2 separate regions of the Homo sapiens genome follow, and region 1 is linked to region 2. Evidence: read pairs that join two places in POLR2A ChIA-PET (ENCODE). Cell type or tissue: CD4-positive, alpha-beta T cell. All regions are shown on one strand.

Region 1 (8,000 bases), 150 kb before region 2:
CAATGGATTTTAGTATATTTGCATAGTTGTGCAGCCATTACCAGTACCATGCTGTTTTGGTTACTGTAGCCTTGTAGTATAGTTTGAAGTCAGGTAGCATGATGCTTCCAGCTTTGTTCTTTTGGCTTAGGATTGTCTTGGCAATGTGGGCTCTTGTTTGGTTCCATATGAACTTTAAAGTAGTTTTTTCCAATTCTGTGAAGAAAGTCATTGGAAGCTTGATGGGGATGGCATTGAATCCATAAATAACTTTGGGCAGTATGGCCATTGTCATGATATTGATTCTTCCTATCCATGAGCATGGAATGTTTTTCCATTTGTTTGTGTCTTCTTTTATTTCGTTGAGCAGTGGTTTGTAGCTCTCATTGAAGAGGTCCTTCACATCCCTTGTAAGTTGGATTCCTAGGTATTTTATTCTCTTTGAAGCAATTGTGAATGGGAGTTCACTCATGATTTGGCTCTCTGTTTGTCTGTTATTGGTGTATAGGAATGCTTGTGATTTTTGCACATTGATTTTGTATCCTGAGACTTTGCTGAAGTTGCTCATCAGCTTAAGGAGATTTTGGGCTGAGATGATGGGGTTTTCTAGATATACAATCATGTCATCTGCAAACAGAGACAATTTGACTCCCTGTTTTCCTAGTTGAATACACTTTATTTCTGTTTCTTGCCTGATTGCTGTAGCCAGAACTTCCAACACTATGTTGAATAAGAGTGGTGAAAGAGGGCATCCTTGTCTTGTGCCAGTTTTCAAAGGGAATGCTTCCAGTTTCTGTCCATTCAGTATGATATTGGCTGTGGGTTTGTCATAAATAGCTCTTATTATTTTGAGATACGTCCCATCAATACCTAGTTTATTGAGAGTTTTTGGCATGAAGGTTGTTGAATTTTGTTGAAGGCCCTTTCTGCATGTATTGAGATAATCATGTGGTTTTTGTTGTTGGTTCTGTTTATGTGATGGATTATGTTTATTGATTTGCATATGTTGAACCAGCCTTGCATCCCAGGGATGAAGCCAACTTGATCATGGCGAATAAGCTTTTTGATGTACTGCTCGATTTGGTTTGCCAGTATTGTATTGAGGATTTTCGCATCGATGTTCATCAGGGATATTGGTCTAAAATTCTCTTTTTTTGTTGTGTCTCTGCCAGGCTTTGGTATCAGGATGATGCTGGCCTCATAAAATGAGCTAGGGAGGATTCCCTCTTTTTCTAGTGATTGGAATAGTTTCAGAGGGAATGATACCAGCTCCTCTTTATACATATGGTAGAATTTGGCTGTGAATCCATCTGGTTCTGGACTTTTTTTGGTCGGTAGGCTATTAATTATTACCTCAATTTCAGAACCTGTTATTGATCTATTCAGAGATTCAACTTCTTCCTGGTTTAGTCTTGGGAGGGTGGATGTGTCCAGGAGTTTATCCATTTCTTCTAGATTTTCTAGTTTATTTGCATAGAGGTGTTTATAGTATTCTCTGATGGTAGTTTGTATTTCTGTGGGATCGGTGGTGATATCCCCTTTTTCATTTTTTATTGCATTTATTTGATTCTTCTCTTTTTTTCTTTATTAGTCTTGCTAGTAGTCTGTCATTTTTGTTGATCTTTTCAAAAAACCACCTCCTGGATTCATTGATGTTTTGAAGGGTTTTTTGTGTCTCTAGCTCCTTCAGTTCTGCTCTGATCTTAATTATTTCTTGCCTTCTGCTAGCTTTTGAATTTGTTTGCTCTTGCTTCTCTAGTTTTTAGCATTGTGATGTTAGGGTGTTGATTTTAGATCTTTTCTGCTTTCTCTTGTGGGCATTTAGTGCTATACATTTCTCTCTACACACTCCTTTAAATGTGTCCCAGAGATTCTGGTATGTTGTGTCTTTGTTCTCATTGGTTTCAGAGAACATCTTTATTTCTGACTTCATTTTGTTATTTACCCAGTAGTCATTCAGGAGCAGGTTGTTCAGTTTCCATGTAGTTGTGTGGTTTTCAGTGAGTTTCTTAATCCTGAGTTCTAATTTGGTTGCACTGTGGTCTGAGAGACAGTTTGTTGTGATTTCTGTTCTTTTATATTTGCTGAGGAGTGCTTTACTTCAAATTATGTGGTCAATTTTAGATTAAGTGCGATGTGTTGCTGAGAAGAATGTATATTCTATTGATTTGTGATGGAGAGTTTTGTAGATGTCTATTAGATCTGCTTGGTGCAGAACTGAGTTCAAGTCCTGGATATCCTTGTTAACCTTCTGTCTCGTTGATCTGTCTAATATTGATAGTGGGGTGTTAAAGTCTTCCATTATTATTGTGTGGGAGTCTAAATCTCTTTGTAGGTCTTCAAGGACTTGCTTTATGAATCTGGGTCCTCCTGAATTGTGTGCATATATATTTAGGATTGTTAGCTCTCCTTGTTGCATTGATCCCTTTACCATTATGTAATGGCCTTGTCTTTTTTGGTCTTTGTTGGTTTAAAGTCTGTTTTATCAGAGACTAGGATTGCAACCCTTGCTTTTTTTGCTTTCCATTTGCTTGGTAGATCTTCCTCCATCCCTTTATTTTGAGCCTATGTGTGTCTTTGCATGGAGATTGGTCTCCTGAATACAGCACACTGATTGGTCTTGACTCTTTATCCCATTTGCCAGTCTGTGTCTTTTAATTGGGGCATTTAGCCCATTTACACTTAAGATTAATATTGTTATGTGTGAATTTGGTCCTGTCATTATGATGCTAGCTGGTTATTTTGCTCGTTAGTTGATGCAGTTTCTTCCTAGCATTGATGGTCTTTACAATTTGGCATGGTTTTGCAGTGGCTGGTACCAGTTGTTCCTTTCCATGTTTAGTACTTCCTTCAGGAGCTCTTGTAAGACAGGCCTGGTGATGATGAAATTTCTCAGTATTTGCTTTTCTGTAAAGGATTTTATTTCTCCTTCACTTGTGAAGCTTAGTTTGGCTGGATATGAAATTCTGGGTTGAAAATTCTTTTCTTTAAGAATGTTGAATATTGGCCCCCACTCTCTTCTGGCTTGTAGACTTTCTGCTGAGAGATCTGCTGTTAGTCTGATGGGCTTCCCTTTGTGGGTAACCTGACCTTTCTATCTGGCTGCCCTTAACATTTTTCCCTTCATTTCAACCTTGGTGAATCTGACAATTATGTATCTTGGGTTTGCTCTTCTCAAGGAGTATCTTTGTGGTGTTTTCTGTATTTCCTGAATTTGAATGTTGGCCTACCTTGCTAGGTTGGAGAAATTCTCCTGGATAATATCCTGAAGGTTTCCTAACTTGGATCCATTCTCCCCATCACTTTCAGGAACACAAATCAAAATGGTCTTTTCACATAGTCCCATATTTCTTGGAGGCTTTATTCATTTCTTTTCACTCTTTTTTCTCTAATCTTGTCTTCTTGCTTGATTTCATTAATTTGATCTTCAATCACTGACATCCTTTCTTCCACTTGATGGAATTGGCTATTGAAGCTTGTGCACGTGTCACGAAGTTCTCGTGGTATGGTTTTCAGCTCCTTCAGGTCATTTAAGATCTTCTCTACACTATTTATTCTAGTTAGCCATTCGTCTAATCTTTTTTCAAGGTTTTTAGCTTCCTTGCAATGGGTTAGAACATGCTTCTTTAGCCCAGAGAAGTTTGCTATTACTGACCTTCTCATGCCTACTTCTGTCAACTTGTCAAACTCACTCTCTGTCCAGTTTTACTCTGTTGCTGGTGAGGAACTGCGATCCTTTGGAGGAGAAGAGGCTCTCTGGTTTCTCCCCATCTTTGTGGTTTTATTTACCTTTGGCCTTTGATGTTGGTGGCCTACAGATGGGGTTTTGGTATGGATGTGCTTTTTGTTGATGTTGATGCTATTTCTTCTGTTTGTTAGTTTTCGTTCTAACTGTTGGGCCCTCAGCTGCAGGTCTGTTGGAGTTTGCTGGAGGTCCACTCCAGACCCTGTTTGCCTGGGTATCACTAGTGGAGGCTGCAGAACAGCAAATATTGCTGCCTGATCCTTCCTCTGGAAGCTTCATCCTAGAGGGGCCCCCTGCCTGTATGAGGTGTTTGTCAGCCCCTACTGGGAAGTGTCTCCCAGTCAGGCTACATGGGTGTCAGGGACCCACTTGAGGAAGCAGTCTGTCCGTTCTCAGAGCTCGAACGTCATGCTGAGAGAACTACTGCTCTCTTTAGAGCTGTCAGACAGGGACATTTAGGTCTGCTGAAGCTGTCTGCTGCCTTTTGTTCTGATATGCCCTGCCCACAGAAGTGGAATCTAGAGAGGTAGTAGGCCTTGCTGAGCTACAGTGGGCTCCACCCAGTTCGAGTTTCCTGGCCTCTTTGTTTACACTGTGAGCACAAAACCACCTACTCCAGCCTCAGCAATGGCAGACATCCCTCACCCTGCCAAGCTGTAGCATTGAAGATTGATCTCAGACTGCTGCTCTAGCAGTGAGCAAGGCTCCGTGGGTGTGGGACCCACCGAGCCAGGTATGGGAGGGAATTTTCTGGTCTACTGGTTGCGAAGGCCATGGGAAAAGTGCAGTATTTGGGCAGGAGTGTACCATTCCTCCAGGTACAGACTGTCATGGCTTCCTTTGGCTAGGAAAGGGAAATCCCCTGACCCCTTGCACTTCCCCAGTGAGGCGATACCCTGCCCTGCTTCGTCTGACCCTTCCTGGGCTGCCCACCCTGTCCAACCAGTCCCAATGAGATGAACAAGGTACCTGAGTTGGAAATGCAGAAATCACTTGTCTTCCTCATTGATCTCGCTGGGAGCTGCAGCCTGGAGCTGTTCCTATTTGGCCATCTTGGAAGCCTCCCCGCATCTTCGCCTTTTCTACCACTAGCACAGATCATGCAGTTTTCAACAACCAGCTTGAAATTATAGTGCTCTGCATCATTGCATGTTTTTTGGTCCATCATAGTGATGTTTGTTCACTTCTCTCAAGGTGTTTTCAAAACTTTGCATGAGTCTCTTTTTGTGCTTCCCCATCCTGCCACATGACACTCGGTGTGAAGTTTTACATCCTGTCCTGTTTTTGGTAGATGAAGTTTCCTACAGCTTTGCTCATGGTTGCTTTAACTTCCAGCTAGAAAACAGACAGGAAATGGAGTTTTGGGCAGGTATGACAGTAACAAAAACAACAAAATAGCCCTGATTGAAATATATACTTGCTTCTGTAGTCTTATGAGGGACATGGCTTAAGACATGTGCCAACCTGTATTGACAATCGGTAATTGATTTTTAAAAAGTTACAGGACACTTTTTTCAGAAGTGCTTTGCTAGGCTAGTCTAAGTAAGCTTCAGTTCAGTTGACCTGTCAGTGATAAAATTATATGGTGGTGGCTGACAGTTCTGTGGTTGAAAACCTGTGCTGAGAATCCAAACGTTTTTATTCAGGCAGTCTTAGATTCGTGAACTGACTGGTACTGTGACCAGTGGAAGAAAACTCGGGATCCTGGTGCAGTGGGGCAGGGTGGGAAAGGGACCAGTGTCCTCATTTTCCATTTTGGTAGAAATGTGTCTTCCCTACTTTTGAGCATGAGCAAACCAGCCTGCAGGTTTCACCTGCTTTCGGTTGCTCACCTATACTTTGCCTTTTCTTTCATTCCCTAAGTCCTCTTCTTTGCTCGCCACCTTGATTTCTATTTTTCCACAAAGTCAAGGCAGGGAGAGTATGGAGTATGATTCAGGTTGAGTAGAGGGTAGAGGGAGGTGATTCTAGTTCTTTTATTTTTTCTTGCCTTAAGCTGAGTTTGAAATTGCAGGGGCTTCTGGTATTGTGGAACTGCTAAAAACACAACGGCACCACAGCAATGGTCACATTCCTATGATTGCATTGCTTTCAGGCGATGCTTCCTGACATTAGAGTGTCCCCACTTCCTCGGTGCTCCTTCTGATTACTGAAGCTCCTGCCCCCCACCTTGCTAACATTGTGAGGTGAAATGGCCACAGATGAGAGCCTTTCTATAGAACAGGACTTGAAATGTGCATGTGCAACTTTCCGACTTCTCACCCACTCATGCTTCCTCACAGCCTGCATGCTTGCTATCTGAGGACAAGGAGGAGGGAGACTTCAAAAGGGACTTTGGGGCTTAATGAGTGTATCAGAGTCTGGGAAGCACATGTTTGTAAGGAGCAGTCCCCATTCAAGCTCTCTTATGGTCAACTGCATAGGACTACCATGGCCGCACAATTAGGTTTTAGCCCTGGAGAGTTAACTATCCCTGGTCAAGTCTTGACACCTTCTTTGTGGATTCCCTCGCAGCATCACACTATTGGCCATAGTGTCATAGGTGGGAAGGAGTTTCCCAGCTCTAACAGCATGGGCCCCTCACCTCCTGTACCCACCTCATTCCTTTCTAAAGGTAAGATTTTCAGGTCCTGAAGGAGACCTGACTTCTACCACTTGCTTGAAACCAGAGTCTAGAATCCCTTCTCTGCTTTTGATTACATTTGCCACTGTCTGGCTTAATTCCATCTCTTATTCAAAATTATTCAAGAAATATTTATCGAGGGCCTAATTATGTATCACATACTGTTGTTCTAGGTATTGGAGGTCATAGAAGTAAGTAGACAAAAGTATCTCTTATGTGGAGCTTAGGTTCCAGTGAGGGAGGCAGGCAGACATACACCATCTAAAGTATATCAGGGTGTGTTAGATGCCATGGAGGAAAATGTAGCAGGGGAGTGGGCCAAGGAGTGCCCTCTGAGGGGCAGGGAAGGGAGTGTCCTTCAGGGCCTAGGATGCCCTGTTGGAATCAGGCTGTAAGTGGTGGGGGGCAAGGAGTATGGAGGTTTTGCCAGAAGTGCACAGAACCCTAAAGGCCTTTCTTTATTCCCAATGATGGGAGTGGGCCAACCCCTGGGCTTTCTCTCTGTCTCTCTTTTTTCTTTTTTTGAATTAGGGCCTCACTCTGTCATCTAGGCTGAAGAGTTATGGTGTGATCACAGCTCATCCAGGATGCAGTACAGTGGAACCATCACAGCTCACTGCAGCCTCCAACTCCTGGGCTCCAGCAATCGTCCTACCTCAGCCTCATGAGAAGCTGGGACTAAAGGCATGCACCACCATGCCTGGCTAATTTTTAAATTTTTTTGTAGAGATGGGAGTCTCACTATGTTGCTCAGGCTGATCTGAGCTCGTAGGCTTAAGTGATCCTCCTGCCTTGTCCTCCCAAAGTGCTGGGATTATAGGCATGAGCTACCATGCCAGAATGTCAGGCTTCCTCCTAACTCCTGCTGGTGACCATCATCATCAGCCCTTTAGGGCTAGTGTGAACTGTTTACACTCTTTCTTCCAGACCTGTTTTGCCCTACTCCACTTTCAGCATGGCAGCCAGAATGATCATTTAACAACAAGGGTGATAATGTTGCAACCCTACTCAAAACACTTTACCATTTCCTTCCCCATAAAGCTCAAGCTTCTTACCAAGGTTTGCAAGGCCTGGCTTTGTGGTCTGTGTCCTGCCTACCCCTCTTTCTCAAATCTTGTGTTAACTCCCTTTTCTCCCCAATTCCTCCAAATGCATTGTCCAGAAAGACACCTCCAGTACATACTCTTCTTCCTGCTGGTAAGGACCCTCCCTCCCTTCCTCCTGGCTGACTCTGTCCTTCTCCAGGAAGCTTCCCCATGTACTCAAGATAGAGCCCTCTTCTTAGTTATCTCTGTAACTGATGGACAAAATACCATTAGATCAGAGCTGGAGATTTATTTGTCTGGGAGCAAGTCCTGATTTCTGGCAGGCTGGCACTAACAGCTAAGCATTCAAATTTTCTGGCTACTCATAAACACTCTCATGGAACATCAGTGTCAGACCAGGTGATTCTAATAAAGTGAGAAAAAAACAAGTCCTCTCTGGCATCATGTTTGAGTCTTTCCATTCTTTCTGTCTCCTAGATAATTAAGGTTTATTAAGAGACTGAATCACAGAATTATTCCACTTGCTGACAACACCCAATTCACAGCAAACTCATTCTTCCTTGAATCCTACCCCAAACTGCCCAACACAAGCTCCAAGCTTGTGAAA
Region 2 (8,000 bases):
CAGAAGCTCTTAAGTTTAATCAGATCCCATTTGTCAATTCGTGCTTCTGTTGCAATTGCTTTGGGCATCTTTGTTATGAAATCTTTGCCCATTCCTCAAGCATGTCTTTGTATTTATATCAAGTACGTCTAGTAGTTTTGTTGTAATAACTTGACAACTCATATTTAATTCTTTTTTCTAGCAGTTCAGGCCTATTTAAAAATATCTTCAACTTCTGAGATAAAACAATGAAAGATGGCATTATCTAAGTAGGAATTGAAACTCCATCCACTAAAATAAGAGGGCAGGGGAGAGAGAGAGAGATAGAGAGAGAGAAAATGAGAGAGAGGAGAGAGAGAGAATAAGAGAGAGGAGAGAGAGAGAATCCAAGAGAGAAATTATCATATCTATTTTTAATTTTTTCTGTATTAAATATTTTAACTTAGTTTTCATCATCTTCATTAAAGATGGCATAGAGACAAAAAATATCACTGTCTGCTTTATTTTAGAGTCCACCTCTGTTTTCTATCTCCTACTCATTAGATTCATGCATGACAGGTCTTTCTGTAAAGCACCAATGGAGGTTAACATAAAGAAAGGCAAAATGACTGAAAAGTCATAGGGATTTTGGAAAAGGTTAGAACAGCCTGGCTAAGCACAGAGTCCCTCAACCCCTAAGTGGTTTGAAAAGCAAAACTTGGATGTTTCTTTCAGGCTTGATACAAGGCTTTTTCCTTCATAAATTTCAGTTTTGTGTATATATTTAAAATTTCTCTAAAGAGAAGTGTCAGAAAAATTGAGAATATATGTTTCTGCCAAAACACGAAACTTAAGCAAAGATTTTGCAGTTAGGAAAAATTATTACCAAGTTTATTTCTGTAACTTTCTTATTCTGGAAGAGTGATAATTTGATTTAGGCCATTCAGATATAAATATGTTTTGATTTTACAAGTTGTGCATTTCCTACCAGGAAGCTAGAGATAAATTGTGTTTCTATGTATTAAGATATTATTGTCAGGCACCCTTATTTAAACAATTCACTTTGCAAATAGAAGGCCAAACAGAAGTCCAATGCACACTGATATCTTTTTCCCTGTAGATATCCATTACTTTCTGGACTTCAGCCATGACGTATATACCCATGGTTTGGAATGTTGACAATTTAGTAGGAAGTTCTGGTATTGTAACATCTCTGTTCAAAAAGCCTCCCTTGGCCCCATTGCTTCGAGCAGAGATTCTACTCCTCTGCCCTGTGTGCCATGGGATCCAGGCATGCCACAAATTGGTTACAGATGTGCTGAGATATTGATCCCCTCGGCATTTGGGGCAGCTCCAAGCTATGGTGCAGCCAAAGGCAAGCTCATCCATTCACCCCAGTGTACTATACAGACATGGTTATTTTCTATGTGTGCCATGACAAGGAAAAGGCCGAGAGGCCCTGGCTCTGGATATAAGGTCTAAAGTGTGCACAACATTCAATGCTGTTTCAATCTTGTCCATGCTCTTCTCTTCCAGCCCAACCTCTGGCACCTCTCCTCATACATAGCCCTTTTCAAACTTCCAGGTCTACCCCCACCTCCATTTCCTAAAACCCTTTACTTTGCCTCCCATGGTTTTACTCCTTCTGTTCATCCACTGTTTCAAGCCCTTCTTCCCCATCTGCACCACAGATATCTAAGGACTCTTTAAAAGATAGGGCTGATGCCCCCCACTGCATGAAACCATCAGAAACTCCCCAGCCTGAAACACTTTCTCCTTCCTCTGTGCTTCCATACAGGTTTGCTTGTTACCCTCTTAGGCTCTTGTCACATTCTGCTTCAAGTGATAGTTGTGTGCTTGTTTTTTCTCCCTGTTAGAGTGTAAATGGCTCAAGAGTAAAGACCATTGTGTTTATCATTTCTCCCCTCCTCGTGCTAGCTGGATCTTGCACATTCAATCAAGGCTTATTAAATTGAATTGACTATGCAAATGCAAGAAGGAGAAGAAAGTCATTTATATTTATTGTACCTCTACCACATGCCAAGCACCATGCTGGCACTCTAAATGGGACAATGTATGCAGTCTTCACTATATCCCTTTTGAGACAGACAATGTGCAGATGAAGAAATTGAGGAATAGTTAAGGTAATTACCTCCAAGAAATAAATTTCACGCTGGAAAAAAGGAACTGTAGAGCAGTGCCCTGTTCAGGTGTCTAAGAACTTGGCTCTGTGAACTTCAGCCTGACCATGTAAATCTCCCAACAGTGGGAGGGAGCAACAGGGGCTTGCTGGAAGCCTGGTCAGAGATTTTGCTGTGTGAACTGCCTTGCTGGTAGAGTCCTGGCAAGAGTTTCATTTCACGAACTGGAAAATAAATCATTCTTTCATCAACAGGGAGATCCTTTTCCTAGAACCAAATCTGAGGTGACTAGTACAAAAGGAACAGAAGAAAGTTATTTTTCTTTTTGCTTGGAAAAGAATATTTTAGTGAAGCTTGAGTGGAAAAACAGAACGAATGTCTATAAATGAGAAATGCTCTATTTGGATAAATGTTCCCTCTGTTCTTTCTTGCTACACTGTGATTTTATTTATCCTGTTATGTTTACATTTATTTATATTACTACTTATTTAACAGAGTTTTTTAAAAAAATAGACAATTTATGTCAATTATTCCTCAATAAAGCCAGAACAATGAAATAATGGCTGTTTGAAATAGCAAAAATAATAATACCTTATAGCATTTATAATATAAAAGAGGTACAAAATATAAAAACAGTAGCAAAAAGGAAGAAAAAGCTATAAATTTTTATAAAATTCTTAAGCCATAAAGGCAGCAATTTAGAGTAAACCGAAATAAGTAAGAATCATATTCAAATCTCTAGGATAACTACTAAAACATTTCAAAATATATAACTAAAGAGCTAGTAGAGAAGAAAAGATGAAAAAAAATTTAATTAATTTAAAGGGCGGCAAAAAGTCATGATGCTATGAAGGACTGAAACAGAACATTTTTCCTCCTAGTTCGAGCGATCCTCCTGCCTCAGCCTCCTGAGTAGCTGGCACCACAGGTGCATGCCACCATACCCACCACGCTCACCATGTTGAGCTCAAGCAATTCGCCTGCCTCATCCTCTCAGACTGTCAGGATTACAGGCATGAGCCCCCGTGCCCAGCTGAAACAGAACATTTCAACTCAGGTGCACAGACTTTTGAACAAAATACCCAGATTAGATGATTTAAGTAATTAGATTACATTAGTTTTAATAAAGAGCTTCAGTGTGCAATGTTCAGAGACCCCTACTGGCCAAGATTTGTATGGTCTCGATCAAGCATTTGTTGATGTTCAGTATTACTTTATACATCTCTAAGCTGAAAATTGCATCCTACGGTTGATGATGAGTTGACGAGTCCAGTTTTCCTTGGGCTTTCCATACATTGAGAAAATCAGTGATTCAATTTGTCCTTTTATGGGACTCCCAGGTGCTGTGGCTCTCAGAACCTCATGGTCAACAAAGAAAAGTAACTGAACTAGCGATAATAGCCACTTGCATTTGTGTTGTGCTCTGTGACTCACTTGGCGCTGTCACACCTATCACCCCATTAGGCCTTCACAAGCAAGGCCTTGTAGAGTAGGTATTCTTAGCAGCACCGTACATGTTGTAGGAGTGAGAAGCTGTTGCTCAGAAAGGTGAAGTAGCTTCCCCAAGGTCATATGACTCAAGGTAAGTGGCAGATCCAGGACTCAAAATTTGAACTGGAGAATTTTTCTGTTTTCTCTTTAGTGTATTTAAGGAGTCACCAGGCTAGAGGTAAGTCTGGGAGTGGGAATGAAGGTGATAAAATTTGAGAGACTGTAGAAGGACGGGGTTTGATGCCAAGGGTAAACATATCATAAAGGGAATTTTCAGACAACTGACTTCTATATTTACATGCTATAATATTCACCTAAACCTGTGCTTGTTTGACATTTTAAAGGAGGGAGGAAGAATGACATTATGACAAATACATTTGACAATTTGCATCAGGCAAATTGTCAGTCAGCCACGATGAGCACTATTCCTGCAGGATATACTGTTGCTTCACAATACCTTTTTATATTCTTGATTCATTTTCCAGGCTTACCAGCTCTACATACTTTATACACTTCTGAAGGGAATAAAACCTGAGGAGAGGAGGTGTTAGGTTTAAGGGGGCCACCTTATTGAAAGTAAACAATTTTCAAACATAAGAAAAGTTTAGCTGCAATTTCCGCCAGTAAATGTACTTCAAAAGGTATTAGCTTTCTACTTATTGCATGTTGAGTCTGCTTCTTAGAACAGGGCTGCCCAATAGAACTTTGTGTAATGATGAAGATGTTCAGTGATCTGTGCTGTCCCATATCATGGCCTCTAGCAAATTAATCAAATTAATTTGAATTTAAATAGCCACATGTGGCTGGTGGCTACCACCCAGGACAGCATAGTTTTAGAAAGTTGTTTGCTAATGTCAGTTTTCAGCTCACGTTTTATAGCATATTGATATAGAAGACAGGATTTAGAAAAACCACTACACTTTCTGGAATGTTTTTGAGGATAAGGATTCTCATTTCTCAATTAAAAGTAGACATTGAAAATCATGATGAATGTATATTTGAGTAATAATAAAGAGAGACGGAAAACTTAGGTACATTTAATATCTTTCCAAGTGTTGTGAAGTCTCAATTCAGTAATTAAGTACTACAATTTTCTACGTTAGTTGGCAAGAACACTTAGGCTCATGACAGTGTTAACTAACATAATTACTTCATAATTGAAAAGTCCAACCTTGGATTTCTGTACTTCAGAGCTTAGAAAAATCAATGATTTCTTATCGATCCATCTCTTATAATTTTTTTTCTATTTTACTACAGTCTCTTTTGAGACTGTGGAATTTCTTCTACAAAGTATAATGTGTATTTATTTACTAAGATAGCTATCTGAAGCATGTGGGAAAACTGAGAGAACGAATGAATGATAACCAATTGTCTGCTTATACAATTTCACAGTGTTTGGCCTTGCCAGAGGGGCCAGTCCCTGATGAAAACACATACGTGAGGTCCCCAGATGAGATCCCATGACTGTGATAATTGTCACATGCCTGTTTATTTTTCCCTTGAGAAACTGAATGCTTAAAAAAAAGATCACAACTAAACAAAAGCATATCAATAACAGGAAACTGTTGGTGAGAAATACCCTGACGTTCCTGTAAATTCACGTCACCAGATTCCCCAGGGACAAAGGTGCATGAACTGCATGGGTAAATAATTATGATTTAATACAGAGACCTTGCAATGCTGTTTATAGTAAAACAACAAAAAAGAATTGTTTCTGGAGGCGCAAATAAGCAAATAATAGAAACACATATCAATATAATCAGGAAGTGGTGATGTTATGTCTAGGTCAGCTACTGAAAACAATTTGTAATCTATCAAAGTATCTCCTTTGCAATTGCAAGCAGCAGGAGGTGGGACCTTAGGAGGAAGAGAATCCCCCATCCATAGGGTGATTAGAAATGGTAGAGGAAGGACCGGGTGCTCTGGCTCACGCCTCCAATCCCAGCACTTTGGCAGGCTGAGGCGGGCGGATCATCTGAGGTCAGGAGTTCAAGACCAGCCTGGCCAACATAGTGAAACCTGTCTCCACTAAAAAAATACAAAAATTAGCCAGGTGTGGTGGCACATGCCTGTAATCCCAGCTACTCAGGAGGCTGAGGCAGGAGAATCGCTTGAACCCAGGAGGCAAAGGTTGCAGTGAGCCAAGATCACGCCACTGCACTCCAGCCTGGGCAACAAGAGTAAAACTCCATCTCAAAAAAAAAAAAAAAAAAAAAAAGAAAGAAATGGTAGAGAAAATGGGATATTCATCCTGGGGAATTTCTGAAAAGGTTTCTGCATCATGACACCTGTCTGTTTGCAGGATTTTATTCCCAAGGATAATGAAAGGGAGATCAACAAGTTTCTCTTTCCTTCTTTAAGAGGATTTCCAATTAGAGGGCAATGTCAGCCTTGTGAATGTGTGCCTACGGGTATATGCATGTCCCAACTAAGAAAAGAAATGAGTGGCAGTGCTTCAACATATTTAAGGCCTTTTCCCCTCTTTAAAAAATTATAAATGATTTTTTTTGACAAAAATTGGAAAACCATATTTCTAATTTTCCCCAGAATTTACTTACTATAGAAAGCATTATGGCCTTTGTTAGGTAGCTGCATTTTATTGGGAATGGGGTTGGGGTGGGGGGTTTGGAGAAGGGAAACAGAGGGTAGCAGGGAAAGTTAACCAGAATTCTTACCTGAAATCTGCTTTTTTTTGAGGTGGTGGGATAAAACTCTGGAAGCCTCATTTTTGAGTTCTAGGCAGTTCTTAAAAATCTACCCATTTATGCAGCCAAAAGTGATCTCTGTTTGTCCTTACTGCTATTTCTCCAGTTCTTAAAAGATCCTGTGGTAGGAAGAATAATAGGTTCCCCAAATGTCCACATCCTAATCCCGGAAGCTGTGAATATGCTACTTTACATGACAAAGGGGACTTTGCAGATGTGATTAAATTAAGGACCTTGAGATCGTCCTAGATTACCTGGATGGGCCCAGTGTAATCATAAGGATCTTTATAAGAATCACAGAAGAAATAGGACAATGGAAGCAGAGAAAGAGATTTGAAGATGTTATGCTGCCAGCTTTGAAGATGGAGAAAGGGATCACGAGCCCAAGTCAGGTGGCCTCTAGAAGCTGGAAAAGGTACACCATTCTTCCCTAGAGCCTCCAGAAGGAAGACAGCATTACCACACCCTGATTTTAGCCTGGTAAGACCCATTTTGGACTTCTGACATCAGAACTATAAGATAATAAACTTGTGTTATTTTAAACCTCTAAGTTCATGATAATTTTTATAGCAGTGGTAGGAAACTAACACCAATCCAAAATACTCTTTTATGTTAAATGGCAGTGTTAGATCTGTCAAATTATTTCTCAATTTTATAGTCCTAATATTAGAATATTAGGCTACACATTAGAGTCATCTGGGGCGCTTACAAAATACCAACGCCAGAGCTCCAACCCCAGTGATTTAGATATAGTAGGTCTGGGGTGGAGACAGTGAACTGGTATGTAAAAAGCTGCCGCCTGGTGCAGTGGCTCATGCCTATAATCCCAGCACTTTGGGAGGCCAAGATGGGTGGATTGCTTGAGCCCAGAGCATCCTGGACAACATGGTGAAATCCTGTCTCCACAAAAAATACAAAAATTAGCCAGGCGTGGTGGCGTGTGCCTATAGTCCCAGCTACTTGGGAGGCTGAGGTGGGAGGATTGCTTGAGCCCGGGAGGTAGAGGTGGCAGTGAGCCAAGATTGCCCCACTGCACTCTAGTCTGGGTGACACAGTGAGACCCTGTCTCAAAATCAATCAATCAATCAATCAAATAAAATGAGATAAATAAAAATTTAAAAAGCTGCCAGATGATTCTAATGTTCAGCTAAGATTGAGAGGCCTCTTGTTAAGGGACTACCTCCTTTTTATATTCTCTTGGGTGTTCAAGTTCAGGGAACGTGACTTTGATCAATGTAAATAAAATTGATCATTTCACCTTTGCCAGGGAAGTAAAAATTGTAGTCTATTTTCTTTGATCTTTAACATTATGTTTGATTTTTGTCTCTATCTGAATACAGTATAATACATTTCCTGGGAGTAGATACCTGGGAGGCAAAGCCTCCTCAGCCTTCCTTTCCTCCATATTCTTTGGGTCTCAGTTTCTACTCAGATGCAGCTGAAAATGACTCCCCCAGCCAGCATCCCTTGCAACAGGAGTATGACACTTATGTAAAAGAAGTGTTGAGTTACAGACACTAAGTAGCAGGAGTGGTGTCAAGGGTCAGGGAATGATGCACAGAAAAGATCCCACCATCCCCTGAGCCTATGTAGTCCTTGACAGAAAGATAGAATTGTTGCTTATAGTCCCTGCTGGCTCTGTTTCTGGTATCACAGCGGAAAGAGACTTGCACCAAGCACCAGGAAAACTGTTCTAACCCTGGCT

Evidence for each region. ChIA-PET counts read pairs that join two places held together with the same protein. Peaks named below come from ENCODE experiments on the same cell type or tissue, not always from the same donor. Only the 100,000 strongest peaks of a DNase experiment are listed, where the experiment ranks them.
Region 1: POLR2A ChIA-PET joins it to region 2 with 17 read pairs; 6 of 35 experiments call an interaction of 5 or more read pairs at or near these places.

What each region holds. Positions count from the first base shown.
Region 1 is chr5:55,093,345-55,101,344 of GRCh38, reverse strand. It overlaps the pseudogene GZMAP1. Among named protein-coding and RNA genes, the nearest start is that of GZMA, 5.3 kb to the left of the region's middle. In CD4-positive, alpha-beta T cell, no CTCF peak of the experiment used is centred here; DNase peaks (open chromatin) are centred at 4,284 and 4,974; H3K27ac peaks cover 2,209 bases.
Region 2 is chr5:54,939,711-54,947,710 of GRCh38, reverse strand. No RefSeq gene overlaps it. Among named protein-coding and RNA genes, the nearest start is that of ESM1, 42 kb to the left of the region's middle. In CD4-positive, alpha-beta T cell, CTCF peaks have their summits at 3,031 and 3,236 (motif pointing left); a DNase peak (open chromatin) is centred at 3,260.